Linked DNA regions of Homo sapiens: region 2 is linked to region 1. A link is a loop called in an ENCODE intact Hi-C map of the cell type or tissue named here. Cell type or tissue: K562. All regions are shown on one strand. Each heading gives the region's core, and the rest is flanking DNA. Links, peaks and the distances in the headings are about the cores only.

Evidence for each region. A loop is a pair of places that touch in the nucleus more often than their neighbours do. Peaks named below come from ENCODE experiments on the same cell type or tissue, not always from the same donor. Only the 100,000 strongest peaks of a DNase experiment are listed, where the experiment ranks them.
Region 2: it touches region 1 in a loop (3-fold over the local background); 20 of 110 quality-filtered maps call a loop at or near these places.

The regions. Positions count from the first base shown.
Region 1 is chr10:4,863,309-4,871,650 of GRCh38, forward strand. It overlaps a transcript of AKR1E2 not described here. Among named protein-coding and RNA genes, the nearest start is that of AKR1E2, 41 kb to the left of the region's middle. RefSeq lists a cis regulatory region at 3,371-3,646 and enhancers at 4,329-4,623, 7,337-7,864. In K562, for the core only: no CTCF peak of the experiment used is centred there; DNase peaks (open chromatin) are centred at 3,533, 4,473 and 5,103; H3K4me3 peaks cover 165 bases.
Region 2 is chr10:4,979,252-4,987,593 of GRCh38, forward strand. AKR1C1 (aldo-keto reductase family 1 member C1) reads left to right here. Exons shown (of 9, transcript NM_001353.6): 9 at 1-4,032. Among named protein-coding and RNA genes, the nearest start is that of AKR1C1, 20 kb to the left of the region's middle. In K562, for the core only: a CTCF peak has its summit at 3,019 (motif pointing left); DNase peaks (open chromatin) are centred at 2,580 and 3,010; H3K4me3 peaks cover 206 bases.

The sequences.
Region 1 (8,342 bases), core at 89-8,088:
CTCAAAACCACTCAACTACATGGAAACTGAACAACCTGCTCCTGAATGACTACTGGGTACATAACAAAATGAAGGCAGAAATAAAGATGTTCTTTGAAACCAACGAGAACAAAAACACAACATACCAGAATCTCTGGGACACATTTAAAGCAATGTGTAGAGGGAAATTTATAGCACTAAATGCCCACAAGAGAAAGCAGGAAAGATCTAAAATTGACACCCTAACATCACAATTAAAAGAACTAGAGAAGCAAGAGCAAACACATTCAAAAGCTAGCAGAAGGCAAGAAATAACTAAGATCAGAGCAGAACTGAAGGAGATAGAGTCACAAAAAACCCTTCAAAAAATCAATGAATCCAGGAGCTGGTTTTTTGAAAAGATCAACAAAATTGATAGACCACTAGCAAGACTAATAAAGAAGAAAAGAAAGAAGAATCAAATAGATGCAATAAAAAATGATAAAGGGGATATCACCACCGATCCCACAGAAATACAAACTACCATCAGAGAATACTGTAAACACCTCTATGCAAACAAATTAGAAAATCTAGAAGAAATGGATAAATTCCTCGACACATAAACCCTCCCAAGACTAAACCAGGAAGAAGTTGAATCTCTGAATATACCAATAACAGGCTCTGAAATTGAGGCAATAATTAATAGCTTACCAACCAAAAAAAGCCCAGGACCAGACGGATTCACAGCTGAATTCTACCAGAGGTACAAGGAGGAACTGGTACCATTCCTTCTGAAACTATTCCAATCAATAGAAAAAGAGGGAATACTCCCTAACTCATTTTATGAGGCCAGCATCATCCTGATACCAAAGCCTGGCAGAGACACAACAAAAAAAGAGAATTTTAGACCAATATCCCTGATGAAATTGACGCAAAAATCCTCAATAAAATACTGGCAAACCGAATCCAGCAGCACATCAAAAAGCTTATCCACCATGATCAAGTGGGCTTCATCCCTGGGATGCAAGGCTGGTTCAACATATGCAAATCAATAAACGTAATCCAGCATATAAACAGAATCGAAGACAAAAACCACATGATTATCTCAATAGATGCAGAAAAGGCCTTTGACAAAATTCAACAGCCCTTCATGCTAAAAACTCTCAATAAATTAGGTATTGATGGGACATATCTCAAAATAATAAGAGCTATTTATGACAAACCCACAGCCAGTATCGTACTGAATGGGCAAAAACTGGAAGCATTCCCTTTGAAAACTGGCACAAGGCAGGGATGCCCTCTCTCACCACTCCTATTCAACAGTGTTGGAAGTTCTGGCCAGGGCAATCAGGCAGGAGAAAGAAATAGAAGGTATTCAATTAGGAAAAGAGGAAGTCAAATTGTCCCTGTTTGCAGATGACATGATTGTATATCTAGAAAACCCCATCGTCTCAGCCCAAAATCTCCTTAAGCTGATAAGCAACTTCAGCAAAGTCTCAGGATACAAAATCAATGTGCAAAAATCACAAGCATTCTTATACACCAATAACAGAGTAAGTGAATTATAGTGTGTTCACGTTGAGTCCCTTGTGTGGGCCAGTCTTCCAACAAGGCTATCCTTCTTGTAATAACTTCCTTTCTTTTTGCAGAGATACAGTAATAAGTTCATGAGTGAAAAATGAAATATTCCTACATATCTATGTACCAAAATCCCAATTTGAATAAAGAGTTAACTATGAGTAAAACTACAGAAAAATTAGAAAGGAATATAGATGAATATTTGTTATTTGGCCTAAAAGTAAAGGAAGGAACGATGGGGTGTAAAAAGGGTGAATAAAGTTACTCTCTAACACATTAAAAACAGATATGTCCAAACTTCACATTAAACAAATTAAAAGTCAAATAACCATACTGCAAGAAAAACACTTCTATCTCATTTAAAAGACAAAACAAAAATAATACGTAAAACAGATCTTTTAAATCATTAAGAAAATGAAAAATTTAAAAAGATGGTATTGGAGTGATACTAGTAACTAACAATTATTGATTATAGTTAGTACCCTGTACTCTATATTTATTCCTCAGAATAATCCTTTGCACTGGGTACTGTTGATACCAATAACAAATTTTAGAAGACAGGTAGAAGTCAAGTAATTTGTCAAAGATTATAATAGATAGTAAACATTGAAGCTAGCATTTGAACCTGGGCCATAAAGTAAATGAACAGGTAATTTTCAGAAGAAGAAAATTCCAAAAGCCAGTAAGCAAATTAATGATAATTGAAATAAAAGTGAATCTGACAATGAATTTCCCTTTTCCCCACTCAAACTAGCAAAAGTAAAACATTGACAAGTGAAGAAAAAGAAAATCCCTCAATACATATTAAGTTTGTGGAAAAATAGCCCTTTCAGTGACTTTTGGTAGGACTATAAATTTATATAGGTCTCCTAGAGATAATCGGTATTAAGTTTCAAAATCTTTAAAAATGTGCATAATTATAAATTGGTAGGACTTGAGCCTTTAATTACTGAAGCTTAACAAAAAGAGTCCACCCCAACCCAACCGTTGCCACCACATGCTCAAGTTAGAGAGTTATGTTGCTAAAGAAAAATTGTATTCATCATTATTCATTTGGAATTCTGGGGGAAAATTTAAATTTTATGTTGAAAACAATTTCTAGAAAGGATTGTTTTCCCCTAGGGTTCTTTTGGTCAATCTCCTTCTCTCTCAAACTTACTGAATTCTTACTGTTTTGTAACTAGCAGTACCAAATCCCAGGACAGACGTGAAGTTTCTGTCATTCAGTTTCAGAGAACAGCATGTATATTGGGCCATTGTTTTTCACTGTCCAGGCTAAATAGGTCTGATTATATTTCAGCAAAGTGATCCTCTTTATCATTTCCACTTCCTCCTTCCTGTGCTCTGAGACAGATTTTATGTTTGAATTACATAATAAAAGGTAGGAGGGGTTAAATCTAGAGCCACATCCACATTCTTTTGACGGTGGACTAGAAAAGAATCCAAAGAGAGGACGCGTAGCACTGGAACCAGTTTTCTGGTTTTCTTTTAAATTAAACTGCATTTTGAGATGATTATAGATACACAGGAAGTTGCAAAAAATAATTCAGAGTCTGCCCTTTATTCAGATTCCCTGAATATTACCATCTTGCAAACCTATATAGTAAGTTATCACAAATGTAGCTGCCCAAGGGGTTCACCTTGCTTGCTGCCTAGGCAGAGCCAATTCATCAAGACAGGGAAATTGCAATAGAGAATGAGTAATTCACGCAGAGCCAGCTGTGCAGGAGACCGGTGTTTTATTATTACTCAAATCAGTCTCTCGGAGCATTCAGGGAGCAGAGTTTTGTTTTTGTTTTTGTTTTTTTTTTTTTTTGAGATGGAGTCTCGCTGTCGCCCAGGCTGGAGTGCAGTGGCGCCATCTCGGCTCACTGCAGGCTCCGGGAGCAGAGATTTTAAGGATAACTTGGCGGGTGGGGGGAAGCCAGTGAGCCAGGAGTGCTGAGTAGTTAGAGATGAAATCACAGGGAGTCAAAGCTGCCTTCTTGTGCTCGGTCATTTCCTGGGTGGGGGCCACAATATCAGATGAGTCAGTTTACTGATCTGAGTGGGGCCGGCTGATCCATCAAGTGCAGGATCTGCAAAATACCCAGGCACTTAGGAGCAGTTTACGGAGGGTCAGAATCTTGTAGCCTCCAGCTGCATGACTCCTCAACCATAATTTCTAATCTTGTGGCTAATGTTAATCCTACAAAGGCAAATCTAGTCCCCAGGCAAGAAGGAGGTCTGCTGTGGGAAAGGGCTGTTACCATCTTTGTTTAAACTATAAACTAAGTTACTCCCAAAGTTAGTTCAACCTACCATCAGGAATGAACAAGGACAACTTGGAGGTTAGAAGCAAGATGGAGTCAGTTAAGTTAGATCTCTTTCACTGTCTCAGTCATAATTTTGCAAAGGTGGATTCACAACCAAGATACTGATATTGATATTGTCTTAGACTTCTCCAGTTTTGGTTGCATTCCTTGGTGTCTGTGTGTGTGTTCACTGTTGTACAATTTTTCACACATTCACGTTTCCATCTCCACAGTCAAGGTACAAAACATTTCCGTCACCATGAGGGCCCTCCCTGTCACCATTTTCTAATTGCATTCAGCTGTCTTCTGCCTCTGCTGCCTCCTTAACCCCTGGCAACTAGTATGTTCTTCATTCCTATAATTTTGTTATTTTACAAATTCAGTATAAGTGGAATTACACACTATGTAACTTTTTTGGACTGGCATTCCTCTGTCACCACAATTACCTTGCCATTCAGCCAAGGTGTTGGATGTGCCAATAGTCAGTTTATTTTCATTGCTGAGTAGGATTGCATGGCAAAGATAACGCCATTCATCCGTTGAAGAACTTGACTAGTTTCTTTTTAACCCACAGTTCTAACATTGCTTTCAGCTCTGTGTAGCAGTGATAAGAACAGCGTTGGCCTTCCAGTGTTTTTCCTTCCTTTTCCAAGCCATGTGTTACTTGATGTGACTCATTGTCTGGGCTTTGTCAAAGCGAGAGGCAGCGTCCTCAGGGTCCGTCTTTCTTATCTTTGTAACGAAAACCTTGGAGCATTTCAAGTTTGCAGCTTTCCTATTTTGGTGACTCTTGAAACCTCACTGTGATATATATACTGCCCCCAGAGCAGGCACACTCTAATAATGGCTCCAGTTTTAAGATGGTGCAGCTTAGTAGGAGACTGGATCGTTGGGGGTTTGGGAAATAATGTGGGCTCTTTCTATGGAGTAATGCAGCTGTATAAACTCCAGGCAGCTTCCTAAACTGGGGTCAGGCCTGTAAATACTGTAAGATTCTCCACTATCAAAGACTACAGCAGTCTGTGGTGGCAATGCCAGCTTCTGGGTTCCTGTTGCTTACTTTTTTCCCACAGAGAGAAGTTCTTCCTGGTTCTGAGCTGATCCTGACTGGATGACAGAGTGGCAGAGGCAGCGTGTTTTATTCCTTTCTCTATATGGCCATCCTGAGTCTCTTTGCTCCACAGAGTTTCTCTCATCCATTATCTAAAGACTCTACAGCTCTCCTTTAGTTGCTCTGGTCAAAATGTAGTTGTTTCTTCATCGCTTTGGTCTGTTTTTGTGGGTGGGGAGAAGTGTAGGAACCTCTAGTCAGTTATCTTGCTGACATAAGCCCGTGGAATTTTCTATGTAGTCAATCACGTCACCTGCAAATGGAAACAGTTTTCTTTCTTGTGATATGTATGCCTTTTATCTACTTTTCTTGTCTTACTGTATTGGCTAAAACTTTTAGCACTGTGTTTAAAAAGAGTGCTGAGAGTGGACATCCTTGCTTTTTTCCCAGTCTTAGGGACAAAGAATTCAGCTTAGCTGTAGGTTATTGCAGATGTTCTTTATCAAGTTTAGAAAGTTATCCTGTAGTCCTATTTTCTGAAAGTTTTAATTATGGATGGATGTTAAATTTTGTCAAATGCTTTCACTGCATCAATTGATATGATCATGTGACTTTCTTCTTTAGTTTTTTAGTATGATGGATTATATTAACTGATTTTTGAACATTGAACCAGCCCTGTATCCTTGATATAAGCTATACTTGGTTTTTGTGTATAATTCTTTTTATATTTTTTTAAATTCTATTTGCTAATATTTTGTTGAGGATGTTCACATCTATATTTTTGAGAGATATTGTTCTTAGTTTTATTTCTTTCTTCCTTTCCGTTTTTGTCTCATTTTCATATTGGGGTAATGCTAGCTCTGTAAAATGAACTGGGAAGTGTTCCCTCCTCTTTTGTTTTCTGAAGCGATTGTATAGAATTGGTGTTAATTCTTCTATAAACATTTATAAGCAATCCCCAGTGAAATTGGACATGGAGACTTCTATTTGGGAGTTTTAAAATTATAAACTCAATTTAGTAATAGGGCTATTCAAATGATCTATTTTATGTTGGGTGAGTTGTGGTAGCTTGGGTATTTTTCAGGGGAATTGGTCCATTATATAACTTGTGAAGTGTATGTGTGGAGTTGTTTGTAGTACCCCATTACCATCCTGTTTATTTCTACAGGATCTATAGCATAATTCCCTGTTGCATTCCTTATGTTGGTAGTCTATATCTTCTCTCTTTTTTTATGTCAGTCTTGCTAGAAGCTTGCTTGAACTTTATCTTTTCAAACAACCAATTCTTTGCTTCATTTTTTTTCTCTGTTTTTTTCTTTTCAATTTCATTGATTTCAGCTCCTCTATTTATTATTTCCATAGTTCTGCTTGCTTTGGGTTATTTTGCTCTACCTTTTCTAGGTTCTTGAGATAAGAGCTTAGATAGTTGATTTAAGACTTTTCCCCTTTTTTCTATAAACCCTCCTCTTGGCACTACTTTAGCTGTGTTCTACACAATTTGATATGTTGCGTTTTTATTTTCATTCAGTTCAATGTACTTTTTTATTTCGCTCAAGACTTCCTGTTTTACCTGTGGATTATTTAGGAGTGTGTTGTTTAATTTCCAAGAGTTTGGTGACTTTCATGTTACTGTTCTGTTTTTGGTTTCTAATTTGATTCATTTTTCGTTGGATAACATACTCCGTATAATTTCAATTAATTTCTATTTGTTCAGGTTTTTATAATTTTGGTTATTTTCTATATGTTGTGGTTTGTTTTATGGCCAGAATATGGTCTGCTTGATTATGTGATTTGGGAATTTGAAAAGAATCTGTTTTGTGCTATTGTTAGGTAGAATGTTCTATAAATCCCAGTTAGATCCTGTTGGATGCAATTTGATTAATACATAGCATTTTTTGGTGTTTCTCTTTGTATAGCATTGGTTGCTATTGGTATTACATTACATACACACAATTATCACAGTGTATTGGTGTCATTATCTTATCACTTTGAAAGAAGTACAAAATCCTTACCTCCCTTCATGTTCCTTTACCCTCCCCCATTTATAATAGAATTTCATTACATATTTCTACCACATCCATTTAAAACCATATAAGACATTTAGTTTTTGTTTCAATTGCCAAACATCATTTAGAAAACTCAAGAGGGCAAGAACAATCTACTGCGTTTACCCATATTTTTGCTTGCATATTTGTTATTTTTTTCTTCCTGATGTTACAAGGTTCTATTTTTTTTCCATTTTCTTTCTGTTTAGAGAACTTACTTTAGCCGTTATTTTAGGTTAGGTCTTCTGGAAAAAAAATCTTTTATTTTACCTTCTGCAAATGCCTTGATGTCTCTTTTATTTTGAAAGATATTTTTGCTGGATACAAGATTCTGGATTGAAAATTATTTTCTTTCAGCATTTGAAAATTATTGTTACTTGCCTCCATGGTTGTTTGATGATAAACTCACAATTATTTGAATTCTTTTTTTTTTCTATAGGTTAGGTGACATTTTTCTCTTGCTTTTTCACAAGCTTTTCTTTTAGTTTTCATGCATTTAATTATGATGTGTCTTGGTGTGCATTTCTTTTGGTTTATATTGTTTGAAGATCACTTATCTTCTTACTCTGTAGGTTTATGTGTATTTCTAAATTTGAAAAGCTTTCAGCAATTAAAGTAGCCATTATTTCTCTAAGCACTTTTCCAGCCCACCCTTTGCTTCCTTTCTTTTCAGGATTTGATGGCATGAACGTTAAGTCTTTTGTTATAGTTCTACAAGTCCTTGAAGCTCTGTTCCTTTTCTTCTGTCTCTTTTCTCCCTGTTGCTCCTCTTGGATGATTTATATTGCTTTATCTTCCAGATCAATAATTATCTCCTCTATTTCTTATGTTATGCTATTGATTCCATTGATTAAAATTTTAATTTTGTGTATTGTGTTTTTCAGTTCTAAAATTTCCAAATCTGGTTATTCATTTATCTTCTATTTCTTTTCTAAAACTTTCTAATTTTTTATTGAAACTTTTTGTTTTTTCATTTGTTGCAAGTGTGTTTATAATTGTTTGTTGAAACATTTTTACAATGGTTGCTTTAAAATCTTGGTCAGATAATTATAATATCTTGATCATCTGGGTGTACCATCTGTTGCTTATCTTTATTTATTCAACTTGAGACCATCCTTGTTCTTGGTATGATAAGTAACTTTTAAAATTAAAACCTGGACATTTTGGGTGTTATATATTAAGTTTTACATTCATTTATAATATCTAATATATTTGTATAGTGTGGATAATTCACAGAAAAGAAAAAATGCTCAAGAACTACAAACAAGTAAAAAATGTAGATTTTGCAAATTTGAAGGTATACCAAATTATTAGCATTTTTTTGAGAGATTCACATCCATTGTGATCACCCCTTCCAGGGATGTCAGCATTTTAGCCTCAGTGAGATGGGAAAGAAACAAAAAAGCAAATGCCAAG
Region 2 (8,342 bases), core at 14-8,013, 120 kb after region 1:
GATCTTAGATATTCTCTGCATTAAATATTAAATATCACTTCTAGGCTGAAAAATCCCCCTAAAAATATTTCTAGCTCAGATTTTTCCTCCAAATTCTGCAATAGAAGATCACAATGTGAACTCTGCATCTCCATGTTAAAGTCTAATGGACATTCACACTTAGCATGTCTCAAAGAAATCTCATGTAAACCATGGCCATCCTGTTCTACCTTAACTTTCTGAGTCTATGGAATGATAATTTCACATCTCATAAACTTGACTGATGTAAGTGTCAAGAAAAGATTGACATTTTGTTAAAAGTTAGTAGTGAAGTGTGTAACGCTTAAGCAAACTTTCATATTTCAAATCTCTTTAGCAAGTGTAACTCTTTTTTCAAGATGTGAAATAATCATTAGGTCAGTCATTTGTAAATAGTACATCTGCTATGGACTTTTTCCAGTTCTTCACCATCCATTTTTATAAAACTCTTATTGTTAAAAAAAAAGTTACTCAGAATTTCATAAAGCCAAACACCTGATTTCAGGAACACTTGAGATGTAAGAAAATTTTATAGGGACCTCCAATCACTAATTTTCCTATTTTTTCTCTCAAAGAAATGCTGAAGGGAGGAATTCAGGTTGAATGAAAGGAAATAGTAACTTACAGCCATATAGAGTTATAAAGACTTCTTGTAAATGTGAACATATGGTAAAATATAAAAACATGTATTTTTGAAATTTTGGATTCTACTCATTATTTTACTTCAATTTAAGATATAAATGTATAGAAATAAGTATAATTCTAAGCTAATACGTATGCAATGTAGGAAGCTGTAATTACTGACCAAAACTATGTGAAGTGGAGAAAACCTGGGGAAGTGGATGGTTTTAGATGAAACTGAAGTTAAATTCATATTGATTTAAAGTAAATTGTTATAACTTTATAAAGTTTTTCATCATCACCACAGCAATCACAAAGAGAATAATTATGAATATACGCAAGAGGAAATGAGAAGGGAATCCAAATGTCATTAAAAAAAAATCACGCCACCTCACAAAATGGTAACAGTGGATATAAAGGATAGAAAGCTATAAACCTGGTAGGAAAACATTGAAAATGGCACAAGTGACTCCTTCCCTGTCACCAATGACAGTCATGTGTTGCATAATGCCTGGGCTATCTTCTGAGAATGGCTTTGTTAGGCAACTGTGTCATGGTGGGGACATGATAGCATTAGAGAGAATTCTCTCAAACACTGTCATGGCCTTATCAACTATGCTTCTGTAATATTCTGAATCCTTCGCTGCCTTTCCAACAGTGTTTACAACGGTTTCCTAAGAAATGAAATCCATTTCACCAAACCACTTTTCTTGCTCATCCATAAGAAACACTTCTCCTTTGTTAAAATTACATCATGAGATTGCAAGCATTCAGTAACTTGCAAGCTCCAATTTGAATTCTAGTTGTCTTGCTATTTCCACCACATCTGCAATTACTTTCTCCACTGAAATCTTGCATTCCTCCAAGTCATCCAGGAGGGTTGAATTCACTTCTTTCAAACTCCTGTTCAAGTAAATGTTTTGCCCTCCTGTCACGAATCATGAATGTTTTTAATGGCATCTAGAATAGTAAATCTTTTTCAGAAGATTTTCAATTTTCTTTTCCCAGGTTCTTCAGACAAGTCACCATGGTAGCTGTAGACTTATGAAATGTATTTCCTGAACCATAAAACAAGAACATCAAAATTACTCTATGATCCATGGGAAACAGAATGCATGTTGTGTTAGCAGGCATGGAAAGAACAGTAATCTCTTTCAACCTCTGTAAGAGAGTTCTTGGTTGATTAGGTACCTTGTCGATAGGCAGTTCTAATTTCAAAGAACTTTTTCTTTTGCTGAGCAGTAAGTCTTAACAGTGGGCTTAAAATATTCAGTAAACCATTATTTAAGGAGATGTGGCTTAAATATCTAGGCTTTCTTGCTTTATTTATAGAACACTTACAGAGTAGATATAGATTAAATCTTAAGGACCCTAGGATTGTTAGAATAGTAAATGAACATCATATGTTGTAATATAGTTAGCCAGGGAGGGGAAAGATCTCTACAAGAAATAATTTTAAAAACTACTCAAAGAAATCAGAGATATCACAAAATGACAAAACAAGTACAGGGGCAGCAAAAGGTAACAGATGTCAACTATGAGATCTCATCAAGAACTAAGAAAATGGAGAAAAGTACCAGATGGCAGATGGGAGGCAGTGTGAGCATGCCTCTCCCACTTGGAGATTAGTGTGTAGAGATTTACATTGTGAATTTCTTTTCAAGAACCAATGCAGAGACTTAACAGATATATGAAAAAATTTCACATACACTCTGAAGAAGTCTCAGGCACAATCCTACTCCATGAAATAAGAAAAAACCATCACATCCCCAGATTCTGAGGGGAGAGAGTTCACTCCAGAGCATACATCCCCACTGGGGATCTGGAAATTCAGGCCACAAGAGAAGGCTTTGATCCTGTGCGGACAAGTGCCTTGAGCAGAATCCACAGGGGAGAGCTGGAAGTGCATGGCAGATATGAGCACAGAAGCTGGGTGTCCAGCCTTGTGGGCAGACCGGGAGGGATGTGGCCTGAAAGCCATGGTTATTATCTCAGCGTGTAAGCTGATGATCTGAGGCTGGTCAGAGTTCTGTGCGCAGACTGCCTGGATGTAAACCTGGCACTGTTAGCAGAGCACTGCATGAATGAAAGGAATGAAAATAGCCTTGCCAACTGCATAGGTGCTGGGTGAGGCTCACTGTGGGGGGCGCACGGCAAGCTATTCAACATTACGTACAGGCATTTGAGGTCGGGGCATGGAAAAATACTGAGGCAGTGTGTGTATGTTATTTGTGCTGAGAATGAAACTCCTTGACCTTGAAAACAGGACAGGGAGTGGTGTGTGTGCTGTGATAAGGAATGCTGAAAACGGTCTCCTGAGAATGCGGTTTGAGTGCTTTTACAAGGCCACAGGTGTCTCACGACCTGACCTCATAAAGCCATCTAGTGGATGTTTGTGGCTTAACAAGCCCCTTCAATAAGTACTTGGCGGAGGGATGCTGGGGGGACCTTCTTAGAAGAGCTGCGCCCCACCCCCCTCCCTGGACAGCCCAGCTACAATTGTCTGAGAACTCACTGCAAGCTGTAAGCGGCCCACTACTTCCCACTCCCTTTTTTGAACTCTTCTGTGCAGCAGAGGCAATTAAACTCTCCTCTGGAACATTACCCCAGCAGCCTGAGAACCACCCCTTGGCGCTCACAGGGGCTGCAGCCTGCCTTATCCAAGGACAGTTAGAGTGCAGACCCACCTAACCCTGGACCCACTGGTGGTACCCATCCACCCATCCTGGTAGCTTAACACAAAGATACACTTTTAGGAGCTTCATAGCCCCTCTTCCCCCATTGCCTGAGAAACCACTTTCCCTGGGCAACTTAGGGCAAGCTCAAATCCCACTGCTACCACCACAGCTGGTGCTCTTTTGCAAGTGCCACCTCCTAGCTGGAGACCAACCAGCACAGTCCACACAGCACCTCAAGGAAGAATAAATAGAACTGTTCCCAGGAAGGAGAAAATGCCTGCATGAGCTCAGCTGTTACCACTGCGTACCACACCCTGACCAGTCAGAGGTCTTGAGTCGGTCCGCATGACAAGTTCACCGCTCGCATAACCAGCATTCAAGAAAGCCAGCACACTAAGCCTATCTACAGCCAGGGAGTCTCAGAGTCTACGTCACTCCCCTGCCACCTCAATCAGAGCTGGTGCTGGTATCCACTGCTGGGAGACTTGTGCTGAGGTGAAGCCTGGGCTGGATGGCTGGAGGATGAAGAACTGCACGGAGGAGATGGAGGCACCCAGACAGATGCCCCATGGACATCCTGAAGCAGAGCTGCCTCACTGCCCTGCACACACATGAGAGCGCAGCCAGGAACAGAAGGACTGGGCAACATTCAGGCGGAGCCCAGGCCAATTTTCTAAACATGGAATATGAGTTAAATAAATGGCTTCGTATTAAAGCCTGTATGTTAAGAGGGTTTGCTTTATATCCCAAAGTATTAGTATAATCATGATCTCCTATGCATAAAAACAGGACAAACAACCCAATAAAAGAGTCAGAGAGTTAACAAGCGCTTCACAAAGATAAAACTCTAAGAGAATAAATATAAGAAGTATATACTATGTGAGTATATATGGAAAAGAAAGAAATTCACAATGATTTGGAGACTAAAGAACACCTAATTAAACTCCTTGTTTATGAAAATGAAGAAAAGGAGATGTCCCTGGCAGAGGGATACAAGGTAAATTGTCAACTCAATGCTGAAACCCAAATCTCTTGTTTGGGTCCCATCCTAATTCTCTCCACCCATGCTGTCTTTCCTGTGGTAAAGTGGAAAACCCTTATGATGAACACAAAGCATTTGTGCATAGAATATGCCAGGGAAAAGGAGATGGCCCAAGGGTGTCCTCAGAACCTTACAAGAAGCACATGTTTGAAGGACACTATGCAGGAGCCCTGAGGCCCACAGCCCCGCTCCTCACCTGCACGTTCTCTCTGATACGCTGCTCATTGTAGCTCTTGGCCAGGACCAAGAAAGGAGAGGAGGCTGATGGCATTCACCTGGAGAGTGCTTCTCCTGTGGGGGTGCAATCATCATGAATTGTTCCAGGAAGGCTCTCTATAGGTGCATCCACTCTGCGCTCCTGTGGGATAAGCCCCAGCTGTGTCTACAGTGGTGCACCAGCGGGGAACAAGGACTGCTTCTCCAGGACCTTTCTCAGTCACAGAAGCTGCCTGCCTGTTGGGGCAGAGGGGCAGGCTTTTCCTACTGCACCCAGCTCTGCAGTTGTTTGTCTGCTGCAAGAAATTTCCCAACAGTGGAAAGACCTGGGATTCAAGGGCTGCCATTCAGGTTTTTCTGTCCCACTGGTGTTCCCTTATGTGGTACTCTTTTCCCTACCCTCAAAATGGGACTTCGAGAGAGCTGGACTACAGTGATTGCTACTGCTCTTCTGGGCCTAGCCGCCCAGTGGGCTCCCAGACTCCAGGCTGGTGCTGGATTTGTTTGCAAAGGATCCAGTGATGTGACCTGTCGTCAAGTCTCCCAGCAGTGGACACCAGCACCAGCTCTGATTGAGGTAGCGGGGAGCAACGTAGACTCGGAGATGCCTTGGATGTAGGTAGGCTCAGTGTGCTGGCTTTCTTGAACACTGGTTATGTGAGCGGTGAACTTGTCATGCGGACCGACTCAAGACCTCTGATTGGCCAGGATGTGATACGCAGTGGTAATAGCTGAGCTCATGCAGGCATTTTCTCCTTCCTGGGAACAGTTCTATGTATTCCTTGAGGTGCTGTGTGGACTGTGCTGGTTGGTCTCCAGCTAGGAGGTGGCACTTGCAAAAGAGCACCAGCTGTGGTGGTAGCAGTGGGATTTGAGCTTGCCCTAAGTTGCCCAGGGAAAGTGGTTTCTCAGGCAATGGGGAAAGGGGGGGTATGAAGCTCCTAAAAGTGTATCTTTGTGTTAAGCTACCAGGATGGGTGGATGGGTACCACCAGTGGGTCTAGGGTTAGGTGGGTCTGCACTCTAACTGTCCTTGGATGAGGCAGGCTGCAGCCCCTGTGAGGGCTAAGGGGTGGTTCTCAGGCTGCTGGGGTAATGTTCCAGAGGAGAGTTTAACTGCCTCTGCTGCACAGAAGAGTTCACAAAGGGAGTGGGAAGTAATGGGTGGCAGCGAGCTTCACCCAGCACGCATGGAGTTGGCAAGGCAGTTTTCATTCCTTTCATTCCTGTAATGCTCTGCTAACAGTGCCAGGTTTACATCCAAGCAATCTGTGCACAGAACTCAGACAAGCTCCAGGTCATCAGCTTTCCCACAGAGAGAATAACCATGGCTTTCAGGCCACGTCCTTCCTGGTCTGCCCACAAGGCTGGACACCCAGCTTCTGCGCTCATGTCTGCAATGCACTTCCAGCTCTCCCCTGTGGGTTCTGCTCAAGGGCACGTGTCCTCACTTGAGATTATATCACAAAATTCAGTTGGGAGCTTCTTTTACCCTGTGATCCCTCTCTGAGCTCATTAGCTGACTTCGCCAAGGGTCCCTGTGACATGTAGTCAGGAATGGCTTCCCTGAGTTCACACTCCTGCTGCTTCTATTTGTATATTTCACTGGCTCACTAAATCCATTCCCACTCTGCATAGGATCAAAGCCTTATCTTGTGGCCTGAATTTCCAGATTCCCAGTGGGGATGTGTGCTCTGGAGTGGACTATCTCCCCTCACAATGTGGGGCTGTGACGTTTTTTGCTTGTTTCATGGAGTAGGCTGGTGCCCGCTTCTTCTTCAAAGTGTATGTGGATTTTTATTCTTTTTTTGGTTTTTGTGTTAAGTTCCTGCATCAGTTCTTGAAAAAAAATTCACAATGTAAATCTCTACATACTAATCTGTCCTTCAAAGTGGGAGAGGCATGCTAACACCGCCTCCCATCTGCTATGTGGTACTTTTGTCCATTTTCTTAGTTCTTGATGAGATCTCATAGTTGGCATCTGTTACCTTTTGCTGCCCCTGTACTTGTTTTGTCAATTGTGTTATCTCTGATTTCTTTGAGTAGTTTTTAAATTTTTCTTGTAGAGATCTTTCCCCTCCCTGGCTATCTATATTCCTAAGTATGATGTTCATTTACTATTCCAACAATCCTAGGGCCCTTAAGATTTAAGCTACATCTACAATGCAAGTGTTCTATAAATAAAGCAAGAAATCCTAGATATTTAAGTCACATCTCCTTAAATAATGGTTTACTGAATATTTTAAGACCACTGTTAAGAAGTCCTGCTCAGCAAAAGAAAAACAATTTTTTGAAAATAGGACTATGCCGGGACCAGCTCGGTCGGGGAGATGCTAACCCAGCGGCGCTAGAGGAATTAAAGACACACACACAGAAATATAGAGGTGTGAAGTGGGAAATTAGGGGTCTCACAGCCTTCAGAGCCGAGAGCCCTGAACAGAGATTTACCGACATATTTATTAACAGCAAGCCAGTCATTAGCATTGTTTCTACAGATATTAAATTAACTAAAAGTATCCTTATGGGAAATGAAGGGATGGGCCGAATTAAAGGAATAGGTTGGGCTAGTTAACTGCAGTAGGAGCATGTCCTTAAGGCACAGATCACTCATGCTATTGTTTGTGGCTTAAGAATGCCTTTAAGCAGTTTTCTGCCCTGAGTGGACCAGGTGTTCCTTGCCCTCATTCCCCTAAACCCACGACCCTCCAGTGTGGGCGTTATGGCCATCATGAACATGTCACAGTGCTGCAGAGATTTTGTTTATGGCAAGTTTTGGGGCCAGTTTATGGCCAGATTTTGGGGGGCTTTTTCCCAACAGGACTGCCTTTTGGCAATGTACCTAATCTGATAGCTTTCTTATAGAGAGGCTGAAACAGATTACTGCTGTTTCCGTGCCTGCTAATACAACGTGCATTCTGTTTCCCATGGGTCATAGAGTAATTTTGATGTTCTTGTTTTATGGTTCAGGAAATACATTTCATAAATATATGGCTACCATAGTGATTGGTCTGAAGAATCTGTGAAAAGAAAATTGAAAATCTTCTGAAAAAGATTTACTATTCTAGATGCCATTAAAACCATTCATGATTCGTGACAGGAGGGCAAAACATTTACTTGAACAGGAGTTTGAAAGAAGTGAATTCAACCCTCCTGGATGACTTGGAGGAATGCAAGATTTCAGTGGAGAAAGTAATTGCAGATGTGGTGGAAATAGCAAGACAACTAGAATTCAAATTGGAGCTTGCAAGTTACTGAATGCTTGCAGTCTCATGATGTAATTTTAACAAAGGAGAAGTGTTTCTTATGGATGAGCAAGAAAAGTGGTTTGGTGAAATGGATTTCATTTCTTAGGAAACCGTTGTAAACACTGTTGGAAAGGCAGCGAAGGATTCAGAATATTACAGAAGCATAGTTGATAAGGCCATGACAGTGTTTGAGAGAATTCTCTCTAATGCTATCATGTCCCCACCATGACACAGTTGCCTAACAAAGCCATTCTCAGAAGATAGCCCAGGCATTATGCAACACATGACTGTCATTGGTGACAGGGAAGGAGTCACTTGTGCCATTTTCAATGTTTTCCTACCAGGTTTATAGCTTTCTATCCTTTATATCCACTGTTACCATTTTGTGAGGTGGCGTGATTTTTTTTTAATGACATTTGGATTCCCTTCTCATTTCCTCTTGCGTATATTCATAATTATTCTCTTTGTGATTGCTGTGGTGATGATGAAAAACTTTATAAAGTTATGACAATTTACTTTAAA